2 separate regions of the Homo sapiens genome follow, and region 1 is linked to region 2. Evidence: read pairs that join two places in POLR2A ChIA-PET (ENCODE). Cell type or tissue: IMR-90. All regions are shown on one strand. Each heading gives the region's core, and the rest is flanking DNA. Links, peaks and the distances in the headings are about the cores only.

Region 1 (9,448 bases), core at 2,240-7,239, 130 kb after region 2:
GGCCAAATGCAGGGCCAGCCATGGAGGCTGCCTGCACTGAGACAACCTTTGGGGATCCTTCTAGCTCTTGGACTATTTGAGTCTATGAACGATCTGGGATCCAAAAGGAGAAACTAGACAAAAGAAGCATGTGACATCCTCACACAGAGCATTTTAACTCCTGCTGAGGGATCTCCTGGTCTAACACATTAGATGATCAGATAAATCCAAAGTGTGCTTGCAACCTTTTCCTCTCTTTCCCTTGAACAGCACTATTTCTTTAACTATCACAGGTAAGTCCAAGAGTTAGGTATCTCCCAGGTGGGGCAAATGGCCTTTAGTATAGTGGAAAACACACAAGAAAAGGCAAAACTCTTACACTGAATGATCAGTTTAAGGAGAATCGCAGGTTTTAAAAGAGATGATGTTTAGAAGCCATCTTATCAAATATCTCCCCCAATGTCTGAATTCCACCCATATCTTCCCTGATCGAGTGGTTGTCTGATCTCTGTTTGAACTCAGCCTCTGAAGTCAATTTGATTGGAGGCCATTCTGATTGGGCTCAAGAATAAGCAAAACACACACATAGAAAATGCAATCAGCAAGACATGGATGCAAGGGAAAAGGCACCTTTGGTATAGTACCAGAATACAAGGCAGAACCTAAAGCTAATTAGAATTTCTTGAAGTCAGAATTACAGTAAATTTTAAAAGCCCTACCTACAGTTTGAGGAGACATACTTGGGACACACAGTACCAGTAAAAATTGTAGGTGACGTTGTTGCCTTTTCTGCAATCTTTTGCGTCTATGTGTGAGCCTTACATGGCAGGCTGGGAAGGCATAAGAATAGGGGTAGGGGCGGTTGAAAGGGTGCAGGTTGCTAAAAAGGAAGGAACTACGGGGCTTTGGGCGGGGCTGGTATGTGGTATGCGTTTGGAGTTGCTTTCATGATATTATCCTGGACAGAGTTGCAAAAAAGGGTGCAAAGCCGATGAGGGTGTCAGATAAGAGAAATGGAGCATTCGAGAATTGACTTCTGATTGAGCAGAGGGAACACTGAGCTCAGACAAAGGAGACAAAAAGAGTTTAGGGATGAAGGAAAAGGGAGAAACATTTAGAGGTAGGAAGATGTGAAGGGAGAAACTGCATAGGAGGTCTAAGATATCTGGGACATTTCCAAGACCATCACGGGGTCTCAAGGGGCGATGAGAGGCAGGAAAAAGGGTAAATGCTGAGGAGGAAGAAGGAGGCCGGGCACTGAAAGATCTTCTGAGTAGAAAGAAACAGGAAGAAAGCTAGACCCATCATAAGACTTGGTGTCTCCATTTCCCGACTAGGTCACTTCTCAGGAGAGAGAATCAAAGGGCACCTTCCTGGCTGCAAAAGATGGTTAATTCACGAGAAAAATCTGAATCCATCAAGTGTTGACTAGACACCTCCTATATGCTCAAGATACAGGATAGAAGTAGAAATCAAGTTCCACAGTAACCTGAGTTACTACTAGTCAGTTAACAATCATTTGCTCAGTAACTACTCTTGGCCAAAGACCATGGTAAGCATGAGGAACCCGACTAGGATGACTAGGCCAACCCTCCCAGGGGTCACAGAGTAACAGGTGAAAGGGAGAAGCACAGCCCAGTGTAAAACTCCTGCAAAGGATTATAGGGTGCTGTGAAGGAAAATAACAGAATATCCAAATAATCATTTCTAGGTTTTATGTTTTTAACAGAAAAGACATGTCAGACGCCACAAAGAATCAGGAGCAGTCAGTCTGTAGGAATCGTCCTGGCCTGGGAATGTCAGAAAGAACATTCCTAGTCCCCAGTGCCCAGATAAGGGCAGTGGAGGCTGAACTCAGAAGAGGACCACTGAGCAACTGGCCACACTGGGGGCTGTACTCCTCAGGGCAATGAGGAGGATGAGAATGGAAGGAGGAGGCCTCCCATTCTACATCCTTCTCCGGCAGACCCCACTCACCCTGCCAGGTGACAGTTCAGTGGATGTGACTTCCACCCGTGGCTAAGCAAGGAAACAGCCTCTTTGGAACTTCTCCAATGTCGCAGCTCTCCTGTCCCCACTGCTGTTCCACTCAAGCTCGCAGATGAGCCCAGCTCCTCTCCTCCATTCTAAACGCCTCTGTTTCAGGGAAGCGTTTGCATTTTCCTTGGCACAGGTACAGCTTGCTGAATTCTTTTAGGCCAGGCCAATTACAACAAGCCCTAAAATTGCTGAGCCAAGTGGTTTCTTCAGAGATCTGCTTACATTCCCTCCCTGAAAAGAGCAGGGGGCCCACTTCGTGCTGTCTCTGCACACAAAAAGTGCACGTTTCGCTTTTAAGGTGGAGTAGGCATAGGACAGTTTTCCCAGAGAGAGGGTGAGATGCAACCTATTTTCACTCTGTTTTTACTTCGCCTAATTGGGCTTCATCCCATTTCAGAGGACGGACAAGATGGCTCAGGGCCGGCTCCCTTGAAGACCGTCTTGAGAAAGGGCTAGAGAGGCTTTTAGTGCAAGCCCCACGGGATCACAAGTTGAAAGAAGTATTTACATGTGTCAGTACCCTCTCATTCCTGAACTTCAACTAGGTTCAGGGTTCAGTATTGCAATCACATTCTCGTAAGTTCTGGCTTTGGGAGGAAGATGGAGTCAGTAATGCATAACTTTGATTTTTTTAAGTAATCATGATATTTGGGTAGAAATAACTCAATTCCAAAGAATTATTTAGATTAGTCTAAAGTTGTTTTTTTTTCCTGATTTTGAAATTGTTACACCATGACTTTTCAACAAACTCACCTCTTTGTTTATTTTCTATTATGCTTACATCAGAATACATAACATTCCCTAGCTATTTCTAGCTTAGAGGAAGACATTGAGAGATTATCTTAATGAGAACAGGTCAAGCGGTGGCATAGCCAGTTTGGAATTTAAAATTATCCATGAATAATAAAGCACCTAATCTGGTGCAGATCATTGAGAACTGACCAATTCTGAGAGGTACTTGCCAGAAAACCAAATAGTGTCCTTCCCACAATAAAAATGTATCACAGAAAGAAGTGTGTCCTTGATTCTTGGCATTAACTCATGGCTAGTAAGGCCACGGCATTGCAGATCTGTGCTCTGAGTCTGAAGGCATTCTTCAGATGGGGAAACAGGATCTCTTGAAAAGGGAAATTTGAACTCATTCTCACAGATGAGATGACCTACATGTGTCCAGAGATATGAGAGCACTCATTTAGAGCAGAACTTTCTTACTCAGACAGAAACTAAAGGGTCACAAGGTAAAAAACTGCCATTTTTAACTTAAAAGGCAAAAAATCAGGGCAAATCTCATTTGCAGATGGATAAATAAATTCTAGGAACGTAATCTGGTTCTAACATCCTTATCAAAAAGCCTGGCATGATGGACAAGAGGGTCTCTGGTGGTCAATCTCCTGGGAGGGGGCTCTACCAAGAGCCCCCAGTGCCACTCAACCCAGAGACTTTCAGCCCCCACTGGGTACTTGGCAATCAGAAGTAACCACATGTCTATGCTTTTGAGGAAATTTTACAAACTGAAATTTGCCTGGCTTAATTACAAGGATGCTTGGTTTTTCTATATCAGCTAATGAATAGTAGAGGTTCACATTTCCATACCAAGAAGGGAAAGAACATCCTAAACTCAGAGCAGTCTTCAATGTGGGAAACCAAATGGGATGGTGAGAGGGTCAAGTTTCTTGTCTTTCATTTAGAATATAGCAGGACTCAAGAGCTGCTCATCTTCAGGGAATTTCATAGGTTTTTGGCTAGGGACCAATCTGGGTCATAAAAAGAGGAAACCCCCCTGGGCCCAGGTAGATCTCTAAAGAAAAAGCTTTGGTTGCCTGGGCTTTGTTTAGCAAAAGAATATTTTTTTCTTGTCCTAGAGTCAGCAAACATACTGCCAGGTAATCTGAGAGGCCCACAGGGAGACTCCAAGAAGACAAGCCCAATAGTCCCATACCAAAATCTTTCATCTTGAAGGCCATTAATGTGCCACATCTTCACTACATTTCCAAATGCCTACTGCCTTTGGGTGGCATCACAGCAATAAACACAGGACTTAATTAAAAGTCATTTCCATTTCATTGCTAAAGCCAAGGAAATCTGGTACCACAGCCTTGAATTTATAAGTAGGAAAATGGTACAAAAAAAGTGAGGGTGGGAACTAATTTAAAACACTAAAAGTCACTCAACACTGCCAGTGGGTGGTGCAGGATATTGCCATGGCACTTTCTGTTAAATTTCTTTCTCCCAATTCTTTGCAGAATTCTCCTCACTTTTGTGTGCAGAGAGCCCCACTAACTAAAAGCAACCTGAGTATTAGATATTATCACCATGAAGGGTTGGGGCAATGGGACGCATCAAATGGCATCACCCGTCAGGGAAGTACAAACCTGCATCCACTGCCCTATTTCTAATCTTGACTCACCCTATGACAGGGTCATACTCCCCTCATCATGAGAGGTTATGGGGGAGTTTGCACAGCTAACAGGCCACTGTTACTCCCTGCTTGTTTGTCGGCAAGAAAAGTGCAGAAAGTTCAGTTGCTCCCATTGGCCATTGGACAAATGCCCAGTTGCTCTCTGGGGAAATCTGATTGTGTCATAGTTAATTCCTCCCTCACGCATGCCCCTCCTTTATAGCTGCTTAGTTGCCAAGCTCTGTCCATTCTTTCTCCATTGTATTTCTTGAATTAGTCCCTTTCTTTTATTCCTACTGCAATTATCCTCAGTGAAGTTTTCATTTTTTCTTGATTGGACTATTGCTATATCTTCTTACTTGGTTTCTTACTGCTAGGATCTATCCACTGTAATCCATTTTACATGTGACTTGTAGTTTAGTCTCCCTAATACATGTCTCTGATTATGTCACTCTTATGTTCCAAAACTCATGGTGATTCTTTGTTGCCTGCACTGGTCACAAGTGATTCTGCATTGCCTACTGACCAAAGTCCAACAAATAAATTGACAGCTTTCTTCACAAAGAAGAAATTGTCCTATGACTCACATGTTACCCCATAATTAAAGGACTGAGACCTAGAAAGTTACTCAAACTTCAAGTAGCCCATGCCCCAGAGGTAAATTTCACTTGCCCTATTTAAACAAGGTTTTCTTCGATATATTCTCCTTGTCACAATCAAAAAGTTCTTTCCAGTGTCTGCCTTGAATTATCCCCTAAGCTCTTGAACTCTACTATCTTTAACTATTATTTGTTTTAATAGCAAGTTCCACTCTCAGAAATGAGACTAGCAAATAAAAAAGAAACAAGTGACTCCCAAGAAAAACACCAGAGCATGACATCATAGTGAGTTGAAAGGGGCTGAAGTTGGAAGTGGGCTAATGGCTGTTTATGATTTTTGTTTGTTCAACACCATACGTCTTAGGACCTTAACCCTCTACAGACTATTATCTTGATGGTGATGGGTATTTCTCTGCTGCACTTATACTTCCCTTCCTCAAATCATAAAACATTTATTATATATCACCACAATCAAGTTGTAATAATAATCCACGATGATAGCAATAGTCTAATGAAGAAATATGCTCTGGTAAAGATCCTTGGATATCAGAGAGCAGTGTAAAGATTGTAGAGGACAGGTGCAGTGGCTCACGCCTGTAATCCCAGCACTTTGGGAGGCCGAGGTGGGCGGATCACCTGAGGTCAAGAGTTCGAGACCAGCCTAGCCAACATGGTGAAACCCCATCTCTACTAAAAATACAAAAAATTAGCCAGGCATGGTGGTGTGTGCCTGTAATCCCAGCTACTCGAGAGGCTGAGGCAGGAGAATCACTTGAACTCGGGAGGTGGAAGTTGCAGTGAACCAAGACTGCACCACTCCAGCCTGGGCAACAGAGAGAGATTCCATCTCAAAAAAAAAAAAAAAAAAAAAAAGACTGTAGAAAGCAACTTGGAGAATAATTAATAGAAAAAACAACTCAGACAGTTTACCCATCATTAGAGCATTGATATTTCTGGGGTTGAATGCAGTAGTGGCTAGGAATGGACATTAACTTTTCACACTGAGGGGAATAACACACTATACCACACACAATGTTGAGGATTCAAATTCTAGAGAGTGTCTTTGTCATGTGTTAATGATGGATATAAAGGTTCTCTATATGAGGCCTATGATAGTCAATGGTCATTCCTCTAACTTGGGAATGGTATGGGCTATACAGATAACAGCCTAGAGAGTTAGAAGCTAACTTTCTTTCAAAAAAAGATGAGGAGAAGAAGGGAAGGGAAGGGAAGGGAAGGGAAGGGAAGGGAAGGGAAGGGAAGGGGAGGGAAGGGGAGGGAAGGGGAGGGAAGGGGAGGGAAGGGGAGGAGAGGGGACAGGAGGGGAGGGGAGGGGAGGGGAGCTCAGCAAATTCTGGGGCACAACTTACAATTTTGCCTGATGTCTTACCACACTGCACAGCTAGGAAGTTCTTCTGAAGATCTAACCTGTGTTTCTTCTGGTGTTTTTGTTTATTTGTTTACCATAGATTATTTATAGCCTTTTTCCAAACAGAGAGATACTCACAGCCCTTCCCAGTTGGCTGTTTGGCTCAGCTAACAGAGCTGCTCTAAAAGTCATGGTTAAAACTTCATTCCCCTAAAAGGGTCATCGAGTTTGCTCCATAAGAGAGCTATATCAATCACCCTTCCTAAATGACACTCTTGTCATACATAGAAGAGAAGCCAGGCAGGTGAGTAGATGCCATTATCACCACTGCTTCTGTCTATTAAAAAAATAAAAACAAGATTTCTGCCTACTCTCCAACCCAGCCAAAGAGAGCCTCAGAGTCAGACACCTGGAATTAACCCTCATCCCTGCATCTACAGAGGACGCCTGGCCAGAGCAGTGCCGGCGGTGACAGAGCTGGGACCACTGACATCTGAAATGCATCCTGCACTCCAGCCCTTATGTGGTACTTGCTTGTCTCATAAAACCATTTTGTTTTTTGAGGATGGAGATAAGGTCCTTTAACACAATTTTCAATCTATAGTTGTACTCCAACGTGTTCCTTATACATCTACAATTTCTTCTATCTTATAAAATAAAATACACCCCTGATTTCAGAAAAAAAAAAAAAAAGCACAGCATTAAAAAAAGGAATCTGAGAGGCCACGAGGCTTTTCACATTTTGCCAGAACCAGGCTTTTGTCTGTGCTGGCGCCCTGGAGCTCAGGGATTTCTTAGGAATGAGAGTACAAGTGGCCTTAGGACCTCAATGATTGGAAAGAGACACCTTGAAGGCTGGAAGGAGGAGGTAAGGGCAGAGTTGCATCCAATCTGTGCTCATCTTCCTGTTCAGAATTACCTGGGCAGGTAGCTTAACATCTCCTAACCTTGGTTTCTTCACCTGTAAAATGAGAATAATAAGACAACACATCCCACAGGATCTTTGAGAACACGTATTCAATGGAATGAAACCCTCAGCACAATGCCTGGCACCTCGGGAGTGACCATTAACGATGCCTCTTGTTATTAATATTATCACAATCATCTCAGGGGGGCAAAGTAGCAAAGACTGACCGTGGGAAAGAGAGCTGTGGGAAAGTGACAGAGGTGCTGCCATCCCCTCGGCCCTACCCATGACCCCACTGTCAGGGGTGCAGAATATTTCTCCCATTCACCAGGTCCCAACCCACTCCCAGATAGAGCAACGTGGTGAAACAATAAAAGCCTGACTCCCGCAAGATGGCACCATGACGGGCTGTGCCTGGATCCAGAGGAGATGTCTCTGTCCAGCATTTCCATCAGGCTCTTCCGAGCCAGCTCCTGGGGTGCGCACAAAGACCCATTCAGGATGGCTGGAGTTCTGAAAGCCAGCAGATGAGCCGAGGGGCCGGGAAGGGGGTGGAGAATCAGCACAGCCCCTGGCACTAACCCCACTGGGACCTGCCCTGGGCAAGCAGGCGTGGAGGGCTCAGGTCTGCCGCCACGGCTGCACTCTTTGTTTTCCCGCAGATTCCGTTCTCTGATGGTGGTCCAGGGCACCAAGGACACCAGCTGCCATGGCTGGGATTGAATGACCTCCCTGGGGTGGCTGGGAACCCCCACTCCCATAGTGCCAGCCCAATGGGCAGGATACCCAGTGGAAACAGGCCATTACTAACAGGCCTGCCATTTCGAAAGTGCCTCTTTCTGGGAAAATTGACTCTCAGAGGTTCCCACCCTGGGAAGGTACAGTGAGAAATAAGAAGCTAAATTACTATGCAGTAGCCAATAGTTATTCCCCAGGGCCTAGAAAGTGACTCTGTGCCCCTCAGCCTCAGTTTCCCCACCTGTACAATGGGGCTAGGTACAACAACCTGTTGGAACTCAAAAAGTAGCTGCTGTGAGAGAACTTATCAGTAGTAGTTGGTTTGTTCCCTTTGAACACAAATATATCAGATCTGATGCATCAAGGATATGCCAGTCCTGCAGCTCCCTGAATGTTAGAGCACAGAGGCTGCTTAATGGATCATGATCCTTGGATGCAAATGAAAATAAGATTCCCTCTTTTACTCTTTCCCTCCTAAGTCTATAAGAGGCTGTCCTAACAAGGTGACAAGCTGAACATGCAATAGAAAACTGAGCCCCTTTAGGCTGCCAGAATTGTAAGACATTTCTTGTGGGACAACAGCATTTCCCAGATGACTCAATTCAGAAGGACTAAAAGGAGTTTCTGTGACCTGAAGATGTTTGTACATCAGCTAATCTAGCTTTCCACCTTTGCTGGAATATGCTGACTGCATTTATTTCTCTAGATATCTCTCACCCAATAGTAAGACTCAGTAGAAGCACTACCTCCTCCAGGAAGCCTTCCCTGACTACACAGCTTGAATTAGTGCACTTTCATATTCTCCCACAACACCCTGGGCACATATACTTCTCTCTTAGCAATCAGGAAATTATATTGAAATTGTCTGCTTGTTAGTCTCTGTCTTCTTGGTGACCAGGTACTATACTTTACAATCTTTTTTACTCCAGTATCTAATACAGTGCTGGCATAATGCAGGAATTTAATAAGTGTTTATTGAACTACATGGATGTGTATCTCTCTCTAGAGTATTTGCTAGCATAAACCCCCATTTGTATTTTATAAGGGTATCCCATAACCTCTGCTCTTAGGAAGTTCTATCTCATATCTAACTCAGTTCTCTCCTGCATGCATATATTTCTCTTTTTTCAAACCTTGGGAGACCACAGCCGGTCACGATCCTCATTCTTATCAGAGTGATCATAGAAATCACAACTTGCACTCATCATTGTTTTTCTCTCAGGTTCAGCTTTATTTTTTTTGGTCTGAAATCAGGAATGAACTTTCACAGTCTCAACTCTGGCCATTTTTCCTTTTAACAAACAAATAGAAAAGAACTTCCAAGAATGATTTTGACCAGATAGAGTCTGCTCCTTTTAACAAGATTGTGTGAAGCACCTACTGTGTGCCAGGCTGTGTGTGATGGAGAGGGAGCAAAT
Region 2 (9,448 bases), core at 1,513-6,512:
AGGTGAATTCATGGTTATTAGCTAATAATAAGACTATAATTATTGCAAAACATCTTGGACAATGCAGGATGGTGAGTAGGGCTGAAAATGGAAATAAATAGTTTTCTAAAAAGGTAAAAATGAATGACTCAGGAAGAAGGTAACTTGTTTTTTATATGACTTTCTTTTAGGGTTCAAAAGCTACTTATAACATTTTTCTCAGCATTGCTTTTAAGGTTATTTCATTTCTGGAGTCAACCTGGTTGTACATTCAATGAACTTGATACTTCACTGTAGAACCTCTTTTCTCTGAAAGGTCTAAAAAAGGCCCTGGTGACCCACCATGGTGGGGGTTCTCAAACTCAGCACTTAATCTCAATTAAGAGATTCAGTGGGGAATGTGCCTTTTCAAAGAAGATACTGAAAACCTAAAATGAAAAAGATAATCTTCTTACCTAGTATGATTCTATAATCAGCTGGTTTGGACTTGGCGTTCAAGATGTAAATTCAATCCTTGTATAGATCAGTTAGTTTCTACTGCACAAACACTTGTCTGTCCTCACTATGTACCATGATCTCAGATAGTCCAGCCTAAGTCCAGCTGGCCACCTACCAAATGCCATTGTTTAAAGAGAACAGGGCCATTATTTAAGGAAAGTGTGGGTGGCTCCCTGTGTGTCTTTAACATATGTTTTCACCTAAATGTGGGTGAGTTAAAGCTTGATATATAAAGGAAAGAGCATATTATTACTTAAGCAAATGGACTATCTAGGGGATAGAAGCATAAGTCAAAGAATGTGAATGTTTCCCCCATTGCTAGTGATTCCCCTGCAAATATGTTTTTAGCGTATTTGGTATAATTATCTGTGAGAACAGATGGAATGGGATCACAGGTACTTCAACCTTCTTGATAATCAGAAAGTCATTTCTATTTGACTTTGGAATACAATGTTTACCACTCCTACACAGGCCCACCTTCTTCATTATGTTCAACTTAACTTAAACCTGTATTTCCATGTCCACTGGAAGGCACTGGACATAATCCTTTATGCAGTCTGTCTCAAGTTTTCATCTTTTACTTTCTTCTAGATATTTTCTCTAGTCTCTTCATCTTCCTGCTGTCCCCCCATGCTTGAATCAGGCAGAAATTCACACCGTTAATTTTCCAGAGACTAAATGTTACTAAGGGTCAGCATTTCTTTACATGTCTGTTTCCCCTAATGAGGTGAGTTCTTTGATGACAAGGATTATGTATCATTCATCTTTGTATTCCCAGGACATAGTATGTCCTAAATTAATGTTTATTGAATGAATTAACTATAAAAATATGTAACAACTCATTAAGATATTTTGCCAGTCAATTCTATAATTTCTTAAACTGTTAGTTTAGCATAAAGCATTACATTGCTCTGGGCAAGCAGGTAAGTGGCTATTTACAAGGCAGATTTATATTTAATTGGATATAATGTATTCTAATGATTTGAATTGATTTGGTTAGTCTAATTTGGATGAAAGACACTCAGTCCATTGGTGTTATTTATTTCCTTGGTGGTAATAAATGAGATTCCTTCTAATACCTTGCTGACGGCAATTTGAATGTCAGTGGAACAGTTGGAGCCTTTCACTTTTGCAATAATGGTTTAGGGGCAAACAATAAGACCCTTAAAAACCTATCTAATCCAGCTTTATGGCCTTATAAGCTGTCAGGCTCTTCATTTTTTTTTTCATGATGGGGAGATAAGACAGGATGTAAGAAAAGCAGAGAGGGGACCATGGGGCTTAAGGAGCTAAAGGACTTTGAGATCAAGTAAATAATAAAATTGGTAGGTGGAGAAACTGCTTTCCCTCTAATCTCTATTTCCATTTTTGCAAGTGGAAATACGTACATAAAGTCAAGCAAATGATAAATGTAGAAATTCCTAATGATCTTGTGAATAGCAAGATTGGAAACAATGAAAAAATGTCTTAATCAACTTGTAGAGACAGAAGGCTATTTTACTACAAGAGGTAAAATTTTGGGACACACTGCACCCACATTAATATGCTTAGTAAACTAAAAGCCACACAGTATGAAGACATTACCTGTGGTCATAAAAATAAAGGTCTAGGGGTGAGGCGCAGTGGCTCACGCCTGTAATTCCAGTACTTTGGGAGGCTGAGGCAGGTGGATCAGTTGAGGTTAGGAATTCAAGACCAGCCTGGCCAACATGGTGAAACCTCATCTCTACTAAAAATACAAAAATTAGCAAGGTGTGGTGGCTCATGCCTGTAATCCCAGCTATTCGGGGGGCTGAGACAGGAGAATGGCTTGAACCCGGGTGGCGGAGGTTGCAGTTAGCCGAGATCACGCCATTGCATTCCAAGCTGGGTGACAGAACGAGAATCCATCTCAAAAATAAAATAAAATAATATAAAATAAAAATAAATAAATAAAAGTCTAGATAAAAGACTTCGAGTTTTTCATATTGTTTGAAGAGAATTCTTTAAATCAAGCACAGCCAATAACAATTTGGACTCAAAATCAAGCAAATTTCTCCCTTTTAAACAGTGTATTAGTAGGCTGAAGCAGTTCACCTTGATTCAATGAACTGAACTGGACTTTGGATTTTAAAATTTACAAAAATCCTCCAAAAATTCAAGTCTTCACAAAAAAGACTTGTGAACGAGGAGTCAGGAAAACTGGGCTCAAGTGTTGTCCTGCAGGTCTTCATGGTACCTGCTCAATATTCTACCCCAAATATTTCCTTTACCAAAATGAGATAATATCATATGAATACTAGGCAGACAAACTAAATAATAGATTAAAATGTATTGCTCTAACCCTTTGGGAGAAATCATTAAAATATAAGGAGTTTGTATTTTTATTACACCAGAATTACCTACAGCCCTGTATCTAGTTCTAGCCATCCAGCTAAGGATAGATTCAGAAACAGTTCAAAGAAAAGCTATGCTGATGGTAAGAGTTCTAGAAATAGATGGTATTTTTTAAAAACATTAAGAGAACTGGGATTATTTATCCTGTGGAAGAAATGTTTGAGAAAGGATGAAATCATGGTTTGGAATTAGAGCAATGATTCTCAAAGTGTGGTCCCAGGACCTACAACAGCAGCAACCCCTGGAAACTTACAAAAAATGTAAATCCCAGGCCTCTATCCCACACCTGCTGGATCAGGAAGTCTAGAGGGGCTCTAACAACCTGTGGTTTACCAGCTCTCCAGGGTGATTTTGATGCTCAGCCTAGTTGAAGAACCACTTGGTGAACAGGAGCAGTGGTCTTGCAGAGAATAGGGAAAGTGAATAGTGATACTCATTGAAACAGAAAAGAAGGGTTGGGACAGCTTTTAAGTATTTAATCTTTTCCCCTGTGAAAGAAACCAGATAGCAAAAGAGGACAGTATACAAGTAACTCGGAGAAAAAGCATAGAAACCATCTAGAAAGGGCTCTTTTCTTTCTTTCTTTCTTTCTTTCTTTCTTTCTTTCTTTCTTTCTTTCTTTCTTTCTTTCTTTCTTTCTTTCTTCCTTTTCTTCAAGGAGAGTACAGAATCCATATGACTTCCTACATGAAGTTTTAGAAGTAATTTTAACATTGGTTTACTCAAATGAAGTTTTAAGGGAACAATAGTAGCATCAGAAGCAAAGCCAAATATGTACACCAAATTCAAGCAGTAATGGCTCTTAAATAATCCATAATTGGCTGGGCATGGTGTCTTATGCCTGTAATCCCAGCACTTTGGGAGGCCGAGGCAGGCAGATCATGAGGTCAGGGGTTCAAGACCAGCCTAGGCAACATGGTGAAACCCCAACTCTACTAAAGATACAAAAAATTAGCTGGGCATGGTGGTGCATGCCTGTAATCGCAGCTACTCAGGAGGCTGAGGCAGGAGAATCGCTTGAACCCGAGAGGCAGAGGTTGCATTGCGCTGAGATTGCGCCATTGCACTCCAGCCTGGGTGAAGGGCGAGACTCCATCTCAAAAAAAAAAAAAAAAAATCATAATTAGTGGAAAGAACCATGACTTTTCAGAAAATCAGTGAAAAAAGAAACATGAAATACCAATGAGAAAAGGAAAGATAGAGAAAAAGGAAAGAAGGAAGGGCAAAAGCAAATGGAATACAGAGAAAGAATCACCAACTCTCAGTACAGGAGTGAGGGCAGGAATGAAAAGGGTGCTTTCAATGACCCAATACACATCACCATGCAACAGCATAGTACATTGGAGCCTTGCTAAGAATTCTGTCTTCAGGAGCCAGATTGTGAAACTGCTTTTTCATGAATTTCAATTCATTTAAAGAATTCTAATTGAGTTGAAATTCCTTACTATTAATTTCTTTAGGCACTTTGGTAGATAAGCCCCTTGAACAGGTGCCAGATCATACCCACCTTATATAGAGGATTGTTACTATAGTGAGAAGCCAAAAACATATATTTTTGAATCACATTTACTTTTACTTTATTTTGTGGGATAGGTAAGTTTTGAGGATATATAGACATGTTAATATCCATAAATAGTATAGACAGAAGATTTCCTACTCTACTTACCCTAAATCTCCTCTTTCAAGTAAGGATAATTATCAACCCAATAAGATAGCAAGAAAGAGAAAAATCCAGTTATTTAAAACATCAGTGTATGCACTATAGTAATCTCAATTATTCACATACAAAATGTTGCCTTTTTTGATTACCTGAAGCAAAATGTTGATCCCAGATCAACTTTCTCTGGCTATCCATCATTTATCTAGATAGCTTCTTCCTAGCATCAGTAGTTGTTAAGAAAAAAAAAAAAAAAAAAAAAAAACATGTAAATATGAGGCCAATGAAAACAAACAAATAAAACTAACCATGCAAAACTAACTTCACTTCTTTCTTTGTTAGTTATTAGACTGATAGCTTTGGGGAATGACATTTGGAATCCTAACTTCAGTATGTGACTTGACTCAGCTTCTTATGATCTCTTTTGGGTAAGTTTGAGTCAAACATTTGAATAAGATGACTCTGAAAAACAATCTTAATTTAGCAGATGTCTTAGGATAAAAAAAATATTGGGAGATGGAATGATGAGTTGAATTTTAGGATGAGGGAAATAGAGTTTGACAGCAGCATGTATAGAAAAGACTTAAGTGTTTTAATAGATGGTAAGATAAGATGAATCAATACTGATAGATGGTTGCTAAAAAGATTAATAGGAATTTTATTCCTGGAAATCCAGTACTTAGGGAAAAATTTTATAAAGGTGATCATCATGCATTTCTTCCCATTTGTCAGTCCACATCTAGAAAAAAGCATTCAATCCAGAGTAGCACATTTAACAAGGCAACCAAACCAACTGGAATGTGGAGACTCACAAGAATGATGAAGGCATGTGAAATAATGCCATGGGAGGAATGACTGCAAGTGCTAAGGGTGTGCAGCCCAGAGAAAAATGACTCTGGACGGAACATGATTTCTTCTTTGAAATATCTGTAAGACTGACAAATAGAAGAGAGACTAGACTTAATAGACTTACACTATATCTCCTAAGGCTAAAATAAGAAACAATAAAAGACGATGCCTTTGTGATTCAATATTAAGAAAAAGTATTCGGCAGGCACGGTGGCTCACGCCTGTAATCCCAGCACATTGGGAGGCCGAGGCAGGTGGATTACCTGAGGTCAGGAGTTTGAGACCAGCCTGGGCGACATGGTGAAACCCCATCTCTACTGAAAAACAAACAAACAAACAAACAAACAAACAAACAAACAAACGAAAATTAGCTGGGCATGGTGGTATGTGCCTGTAATCCCAGCTACTCGGGAGGCTGAGGCAAAAGAATCGCTTGAACCAGGGAGTCAGAGGTTGCGTGAGCCGAGTTTGTGCCACTGCACTCCAGCCTGGTGACAAAGCGAGACTCTGTCTCAATTAGAAAGAAAGAAAGAAAGAAAGAAAGAAAGAAAGAAAGAAAGAAAGAAAGAAAGAAAGAAAGAAAGAAAGAAAGAAAGAAAGAGAGACAGAGAGAAAGAGAGAAAGAAAGAAAGAAAGAAAGAAGGAAGGAAGGAAGGAAGGAAAGAAAGAAAGAAAGAAAGAAAGAAAGAAAGAAAGAAAGAAAGAAAGAAAGAAAGAAAGAAAGAAAGAAAGAAAGAAAAAGTATTCAAATGATCTGAGTTGTCCAAAGATGGAATTGCTGATCAGGAATGTGGTCCATTATAAGCTAACAGGAAATTCAAGCAAAAGATGGCCTTTGTGGCTTCTTCATCAGTGAAAGTCTATGAACCTAGAATTAAAAAGGGAATTTGACTGAAGTGAGCATCTAAGGCATATTCTGAAGACCATATTCATTTTTTATAACATCTGCACCCTGCTCCTCTCTGTTAACCTGGGTATTTAAAAGCCAGTGGTGTGTAATCTAAAGACCTTCTCAAAACACTATACCATATTTACATTCAACATCTCTGTAAAGTAAGAACAAGTCAACTACCTTGTTTCTCTTCTTACTGAAGAGCTAACTCTACTATGGAAATTGTAAAGAAAATAATTATCGATAGAGTTAGATCTATAACATAGCCCCTTTGATTCACGAAAATGAAACTTTGAACATGTGTCTCTTGACCTTCACTGTCTAACATTCCTCCCCAAACTCTCCCTAATGTTGATTGCTTAGTTTATTAATTCAAGTTCGTTGAATAAGTCATAGTCTACAATCACGATAGTAGTTTATGAGAGCAAGTGTTGCTGTTACTCCAAGTGCGTGGGGAAGTTGCAGAGGTCCTTTTCTAGAGGCCTTCAAGATAAGTTGCAGAGGTCCTTTTCTAGATAGTGTGATTATTCTACCATTGGCTCGTTCCTACTTTTCCACTGAACCTACCAGTTATCACACTATGAGCAGAGTAAGGAAAAACTCTGTAATACTTGTGTATTACAGTGCTACTGCACTTTTAATTTTCTCCCTCCCACTATTGGTAAGCAATGATATAGCCTCCTCAACACAATACCTAATGCTGGGTACTGTAATAATCATGGTGCACTGCTCACAATCCCTGTGGCAAGCATTTACACTGCTCTAAGCACCAGCAAGAAAAGAAACAAAAAAAATTTTTTGTGGTTCCTTTTAGTCCTTGAGTATATCACAAGTTTAACCCTAATTGGATTTACCTGATGTCAGTAAATGACCTGGGACTTTCGGCAGTCATTATCCCAAAGGGTAATAATCAGAAAGTTGAGAGGAAAAAACCTAAAATGGCACTTATCTAATGTGGGAAATTAAGTGACTTAGATAGTTATGTACAAAGGGTATAACCAGAGCCAAGTGTAATGTCCCATGTGATTTTTACTAGGAGAGACTAGTTTTAATAGTTTCATCTTTGGACAACCCTCCTTTCTAAGCATGTACCTGCCACTTAGGGATCCCCAACCCAACACGCTGAGGCTCATTTCATCATTATTTTCATCATCCTAGTAAAAATTCACTAGGATCTTTTAAGCCAGGATAACCAACTTCTCAAAGTGTTGAAAAACTTGGTGGCTGATATATGCATGGACTAAGTTATGTATATAAGTTAATAAACCCACACACACACACACACACACACATCTTTTAGGACTGGTTTGCCTGAAGTCTTGACATCATGGAATGTCAAATGTCAAATGTCTTTAAAATATGATTATCGGCTGGGCACGGTGACTCATGTCTGTAATCCTGGCACTTTGGGAGCCTGAGGCGGGTGGATCATGAGGTCAGGAGTTCGAGACCAGCCTGGTCAATATGGTGAAACCCTGTCTGTGCTAAAAATACAAAAATTGAGGCTGGGTGCAGTGGCTCACACCTGTAGTCCCAGCTACTTGGGAGGCTGAGGCAGAAGAATCGCTTGAACCCAGGAGGCAAAGGTTGCAGTCAGCCAAGATCATGCCACTGCACTCCAGCCTGGGCGACAGAGCAAGACTCAGTCTAAAAAAAAAAAAAATATATATATATATATATATATAATATACATGATATATCATGTATATTATATATATATTTATCTGAGTCTCCTAAATGAAGAGAGAGTAAACTGGCAGAGAAATACGCATAAAATAATAATTTGACATTCCACATTGTTGTTATCTATATATAGTGTTTTCCTTGAGGTTAGCAGATGCCAGAATTCCTAGATCAATTAAATAGTGCACCCTTTGCCCACAACTTCCTTTGTAAAAGCTGAATATACAATATACTAACAGATTTTTCAAAATATCTATTTTTCATTTTTAAAAGTATCCCTATTTAAAATGTAGGAGCCTAAAAATATACACAAACCAAATGTTGATTCATTGTAGGAGTTGCATGTTATGATTCCCTCATTGCATCTGGTAACTGCATGTGGTTAGCTACACTTGGTACGACTGGATACAGCTTGACATATTCTGGGATTTATTAAAATGTAAATGACAAAGCAGAAAAGAATGTTCAGACAATTGGATTACTCCATTGACTGAATGTTCCAATACTGTATCTATTTTTGTCAAAGCAATGGTGGTTCCTGCTGTGGAATGCTGAATGGAATATTCCATTGCAGGGCATGGGGAGAACTTGCATAAAAGAAATTGAAACCTAATCATTTAATTTTTAATTCACCTCTCTAAAAGCAACACATTGCCAATACTTGTAAAAGAAATTATGATAATTTTGGCACACAATTATTGGAAGATCATCATTTTCAACTATTTATTCAGTGTCTATTATTGGTTCTGTAACTTCATTCATGAAAACAATGATACATTTGCTTGTTTTTGCTCTTGGCCTTGGCTTGTTTTAGCTATGAGCATTATGTGATGAGCATGAATATCTGTGATATGGCAGGGAATATGCACAATCCAAGAGAGACGTTTTCCTGATAGGAACTGTTCTTATTTATTCCAGAGAAGAGAAGGCTGGGAGGTAGTTGTCTTTAAGGACATGAAGGGATTGAGTTTAAAAGAATGGAGGCCGGCTGTTCTTTCTCTCCACAGGGAACAAGAGAAAATGGGATTAAACTACAGCGTGAGGGATTTGGAATAGAAATAAGAATTTCCCAACTGTGTGGAATCTCAAACACTGAAATCCATTTTGAAGGAAGCATGTGGACATTAGTTTTATTTTGATGCCTTTAAAATATGGAACGGCACATTTTCACTATGTGGTTTTTACATGGATGAAGAAGAGCAGATTTGACGACAGAGTTCCAGGATTCTCTTGATCTATGAGTAGAATCTAAAAGCGATGCATGGTGGTAACTGTGAGAAGTAACTATTTTTTATAGTGGTTATTTTTTAATATGAACTTTTCTCATGGGGACAGAGTGTCAATTTTACCTGTACTGTGAAATGTGAAATGGAATGGAATGGAATATAATAAGTTGGGTGGGGACAGATAATGTGGGAGCACAATGCAATTTTTAATTTTGCCTTCCCACTACCATTTCTGCTATTGAGTTATTCAAGTTTAAAGGCAAAATATCCTTCTAGTGGAGTTTAATA

Evidence for each region. Peaks named below come from ENCODE experiments on the same cell type or tissue, not always from the same donor. Only the 100,000 strongest peaks of a DNase experiment are listed, where the experiment ranks them.
Region 1: POLR2A ChIA-PET joins it to region 2 with 8 read pairs; 4 of 35 experiments call an interaction of 5 or more read pairs at or near these places.

What each region holds. Positions count from the first base shown.
Region 1 is chr11:122,205,539-122,214,986 of GRCh38, forward strand. All of the region lies in intron 2 of MIR100HG (mir-100-let-7a-2-mir-125b-1 cluster host gene), which reads right to left. Among named protein-coding and RNA genes, the nearest start is that of MIR100, 58 kb to the left of the region's middle. In IMR-90, for the core only: no CTCF peak of the experiment used is centred there; DNase peaks (open chromatin) are centred at 2,553, 2,983 and 4,593; H3K27ac peaks cover 2,907 bases.
Region 2 is chr11:122,077,075-122,086,522 of GRCh38, forward strand. It overlaps a transcript of MIR100HG not described here. Among named protein-coding and RNA genes, the nearest start is that of MIR125B1, 18 kb to the right of the region's middle. In IMR-90, for the core only: no CTCF peak of the experiment used is centred there; no DNase peak of the experiment used is centred there.